Linked DNA regions of Homo sapiens: region 2 is linked to region 1. The links are chromatin loops, found by intact Hi-C in ENCODE. Cell type or tissue: CD4-positive, alpha-beta T cell. All regions are shown on one strand.

Evidence for each region. A loop is a pair of places that touch in the nucleus more often than their neighbours do. Peaks named below come from ENCODE experiments on the same cell type or tissue, not always from the same donor. Only the 100,000 strongest peaks of a DNase experiment are listed, where the experiment ranks them.
Region 2: it touches region 1 in a loop (27-fold over the local background); 3 of 110 quality-filtered maps call a loop at or near these places.

What each region holds. Positions count from the first base shown.
Region 1 is chr2:177,551,682-177,554,181 of GRCh38, reverse strand. IFT70B (intraflagellar transport 70B) reads left to right here and starts at 1,386. Exons shown (of 1, transcript NM_152517.3): 1 at 1,386-2,500. The coding sequence starts at 1,419. RefSeq lists enhancers at 1,120-1,409, 778-1,581, 1,582-2,386. In CD4-positive, alpha-beta T cell, no CTCF peak of the experiment used is centred here; DNase peaks (open chromatin) are centred at 1,151 and 1,421; H3K4me3 peaks cover 1,719 bases; H3K27ac peaks cover 1,285 bases.
Region 2 is chr2:177,762,294-177,764,793 of GRCh38, reverse strand. The region is part of intron 10 of PDE11A (phosphodiesterase 11A); the gene reads left to right. Among named protein-coding and RNA genes, the nearest start is that of PDE11A-AS1, 90 kb to the right of the region's middle. RefSeq lists a silencer at 759-1,053. In CD4-positive, alpha-beta T cell, CTCF peaks have their summits at 747 and 947 (motif pointing right); a DNase peak (open chromatin) is centred at 943.

The DNA.
Region 1 (2,500 bases):
TCATATTTTGCTATCTTGTCTATGTCCCTAATTCTTGATTGAAAAATTGTATTTATTCTCCCTTAAAGTCTATGGTCTCCAGGTCAGTTTATCTAGGGGTATTTTTTAAATTGGTGATTAAATATAATTTTATGGAATAATTAAGCCCCTAGTTTTTCACAGCCCCATCATGGCCACTAATAAACTGAAAAAAAATTATACAAAAATAGCCCCAGGATAATAACATGGAATCTACAGCATCTATTCCAAATATATAACAAAGAATGAAAGAAAACCCAGAATGATATCTTGTACAGTCTAGCAAACCTGCATAGAAATCTTCAAACTAAGAATCTGGAAAAAAAATTAAAGTGTAGGCAATCTTTTCTTATTTTAACAGAAGAAAATCCATATTTATCAGTTCAATATCCAAAATCCCTAGAAGGCTGAAAAGTACAAACTGAGCATGTGTGTCTCTCACACACCCACACATCACTGGCTGACTAATTTAGTAGTTAAGAGAGAAGAGTAAAAATGCATAGGGAAAGGAGCACATTTTAATGTCTTGGATTTTCCCCTCTTGGAAAAAACTGAAGTCATGCATTTCTCCAACGTTTCTACCTAGTAGTGAAAGTTGGAACTCCAGCGCAATGGGGATGGCCAAGGGTAAACGCCAATATATACTCAGTAATATTTGTTGTTACGGGAAAAAAGAGCGGGAGATACTTGGACCTAAAACCGAAACTCTCCCAGTACCAATCAAGATTCACAGTCCTTTTTCCTCATTAACCTCTGGAAACCACCAAATTAAGGATTCCTGCTCGCCGCTCTATTCCGTTCTTACAAACTGTGCCCTCGGGGTAGTGCAAAAAAGAACGTGCTCTAATTCCAGGGTAATTCCAAGAGATAACTCGCCTTTTGCCATCCCGGTTCTTTTACTGAAACTAAACCAAAAGCCAGCATTATTATCGACCACACCGTGTACCAGGCTCAAAATCGCCAGGAACATGGGGCCGGAAACCTTCCTCCGCCGCGCCAGAGACCACGGTGCCATAACAGACACAGTGAGCGCCCCTCATCTTTAAGAGGCAGGGAAGGAGAGTTACCCTGCACCCCCACGGGCCGCCGGTTCGGTAGGTACAGCCGGGACTACGTCTCCCAGCATGCAGCGCGGCTACGACCCGCGCCGCGGAACCACTGGAACGGTGCATGCCGGGACGAGTAGATTCAGTCTCTGAACGGCCCGGAGTAGTCTTTCCCCTCCTGAATGCCGCCACTCCGCAGTCCAGAGTATTTGAAGATCAAGCTGAAATTGAGAGACTGACGAGAGTGGTCCCTTTTTGTTCCTAACAGATTTCTTGCGACAAGGAAACCGGCAGTCTTCCGCTTCCGGTTGCTCTGTTGCCATAGTAACCGCACCCATAACAGCCGTGGTGGTTATGGCTGGCCTGAGCGGCGCGCAGATCCCCGACGGGGAGTTCACCGCGGTCGTGTACCGCCTCATCCGCAATGCACGCTACGCCGAGGCGGTGCAGCTGCTGGGCGGAGAACTGCAGCGGAGCCCTAGGAGCCGCGCCGGCCTGTCGCTGCTAGGCTACTGCTACTACCGCCTGCAGGAGTTCGCGCTGGCGGCCGAGTGCTATGAGCAGCTGGGCCAGCTGCACCCGGAACTGGAGCAGTACCGCCTGTACCAGGCCCAGGCCCTGTACAAGGCCTGCCTTTATGCGGAGGCCACCCGGGTCGCCTTCCTTCTCCTGGATAACCCCGCCTACCACAGCCGGGTCCTCCGCCTGCAAGCTGCTATCAAGTACAGCGAGGGCGATCTGCCAGGGTCCAGGAGCCTGGTAGAGCAGCTGCCGAGTAGGGAAGGGGGAGAGGAAAGTGGGGGCGAGAATGAGACCGATGGCCAGATCAACCTGGGTTGTTTGCTCTACAAGGAGGGACAGTATGAAGCTGCATGCTCCAAGTTTTTTGCCGCCCTGCAGGCCTCGGGCTACCAGCCTGACCTTTCCTACAACCTGGCTTTGGCCTATTACAGCAGCCGACAGTATGCTTCAGCACTGAAGCATATCGCTGAGATTATTGAGCGTGGCATCCGCCAGCACCCTGAGCTAGGTGTGGGCATGACCACTGAGGGCATTGATGTTCGCAGTGTTGGCAACACCTTAGTCCTCCATCAGACTGCTCTGGTGGAAGCCTTCAACCTTAAGGCAGCTATAGAATACCAACTGAGAAACTATGAGGCAGCTCAAGAAGCCCTCACTGACATGCCACCCAGGGCAGAGGAAGAGTTGGACCCTGTGACCCTACACAACCAGGCACTAATGAACATGGATGCCAGGCCTACAGAAGGGTTTGAAAAGCTACAGTTTTTGCTCCAACAGAATCCCTTTCCTCCAGAGACTTTTGGCAACCTGTTGCTGCTCTACTGTAAATATGAGTATTTTGACCTGGCAGCAGATGTCCTGGCAGAAAATGCCCATTTGATTTATAAGTTCCTCACACCCTATCTCTATGACTT
Region 2 (2,500 bases), 210 kb before region 1:
CCAGGATCTAAAAAATGGTTTTTAATCCTCATTAACATTTACTGATCTTCCATGAACTTGAAATAAGAAAGTTATATACAGAAAATTTGTGCATATTTTAGTGACTGTTTTTATCTCTGCAGCTCTGTGCTAACAGGAATAATGTATAAAGACCACATTGACAATTACATCTCCTTGAAGATGGCTGGTTTAAAGGCTTTCAATAACCTAAAGATGCCAGCTGTGATAACATAAGAAAATGAGTTTAGTACCCCAATTATATGCTCCTGTAATTTTATGGACTTTCCTTAAATTGCAATGCGGTGGACAGACCAAACAATTCTCACTATATATTGCCAGTTTACCAATTAAAATCAACTCATGGATGTTGTGGTGTTATATTGCCACCTTGTATCATCCCTTCCTTCAATTGAGCACTGCATGGGTTACGGCTGCAATCAGAGATGAACTCATTTACAGCACTGTAACTGCCTCAGTAATTAAGCACCAGTAACTCAGGTTGGGGTTTGGGTTTGGACTACCTCATACATATTTCAAGTTTTCAATGTTAATGACTAGGCCACAAATTAATATCCTAGTAAATAAAATAAAATAAAATAAAGTACCAAGAATAGGTACTCCTTGTGGCATTTATATACTGAAATAAGAATGACTGCATCAAAAATAGGATCTTATGACCTCCTTTGCAGACTGAGCAATAGGATGTGATTTACTAGGCTTAAAAAAAATTAGATTTGATAAGACACTTTAATCCATGAAATAGTGTATAATAAGAAGCTTCAGCCCTCAAGACTGCCTTTACAGCTATGCCAGGAGATGTGTCTGCCTTATGCCCTGCACTAGGGCCCCTTGCACAGCAGGCGGGTGCAGGGCTGCCCCCCTTCTCTTGGCTGGCCAAGTGCATGGAGTGCCTTTTAGTAGTTGATCCACCAGGTGGCGCTCCTTTCTCCAATTGCCACAAAGGCACTACACGCGCTAGCCACCGCCCTGTGCAATCAATTTCCGAAGCCCTGGAAGAGCCCAATTCTTGCAGCAGCCCCTTGCAGAGGCGGAGTGCACTATGCAGACAGAGGGTAACACCATGGCATTTACCCAAACTCAGGCGACACAGAGAACGCCGAAGAGGAAGAGGGGTAGACCTGAGTCCCATGGACAGCAGCGGGGTGGCAGAGGCCGGGAGCTTACTACCCACCCCATCGGTAGGGGCACCTCCAGCTCCTCCCCCTCAGGGCAGATGACCCATAGAGGCTCCTCCACAGCCGGGGATAAAGCAGGACTTCTGGGTACCAGAAAGAGGGCAGGAGCTTTGTCTTGTTTATCTACAGTCTCAGTTCTCATGGCCTTCCTGAAATGCTACCTTCTGAAATCCCAACAGTGGCTTTCCAGTGCATCTCGGGTCATTTCTAAGGTTGTTTAAAAGATTACCTCGAAGCTATATAGAAGGAATTCGTTACCTAGCCTATGCTGTCTCCTCTTCTGTGCCCGCCTTTGGAATTTAGGAAGTTGTTTTGACTTTAAATAGTATTTATGTCAAGTTTAATATCCGAGTTTTTTTTTTATCGTCAGAGAAAGTTATTGAACCTTCACCAGGAAATTGACTGCAGAGGAAACAGCTGCATCAGCACCCTAAAGGGCATCTCCTGCTCACAAGCAGCAGCCGAGCCGGGCGGCTTGCACTGCTCAGGACGCATCCATAAATATGCGGAGTGCTTCGCGTTCAAATGTCCGGCTGTCTGTATGAATTGTGTCTTAATCAAATGCCACATCAGAAAAAGGATGGTTGTACTTTGTCACTCTTGAGTATTGAAGATAGTGGCGGAGGGCGGGGGAGTGGGTGCTGAGCATGAGGGGAACCAGATCTGCAAGCCCAGGCTCGTCTTCCCTCCTGCTGAGCTAAGCGGCTAGGTATTGAGGGCCCTTCAAGGACCCGCCTGACCAAAATACATCCTGTGGTGACCCTGACCTCCCCTCACATCAACTTCAGCAGCCACTATTTGTCACTTCTTTCTATTTGAAAACAAAGCGAGGACACTCTCCCCAGAAGATCACTGTGAGCATCTCCTTTCCCTGGGAGGAAGAGCGGGCCTGGAGGATTTTCTCCCACCTTCTCCCTCCCCCATGTTAGCACAGCAGAATTCACTGCATTCCCTAAGTGTCACACGGGAAGGCGCAGGAAGTCTGAACTTGAGGCAGTGAAACAAAGGAGGGCTCATTTTTGTTTCAGAGCGCTAGGAACAAAGCGGCGACAAGTCCTGAAGGTCCAGTGGAGAGCAACAGTGTGGCCCAGTGAGATCCCTGACTCCTGAACTGTGAAGGGAACTGGAGAGGTTAAAGTCATCAGAACCTTCCAGAACACTAGCGCATCTGGGACTGTATCACTTTATCTTCTTTTTAGTTTTCCTCTAATTAGATCCATTGATAACTCTAGCTGTGACGCCAGGAAATGAAGAACACGTAGTCCCTCACTTCAGTGAGAGGGGCTTGGGTTAGCCATCACAAT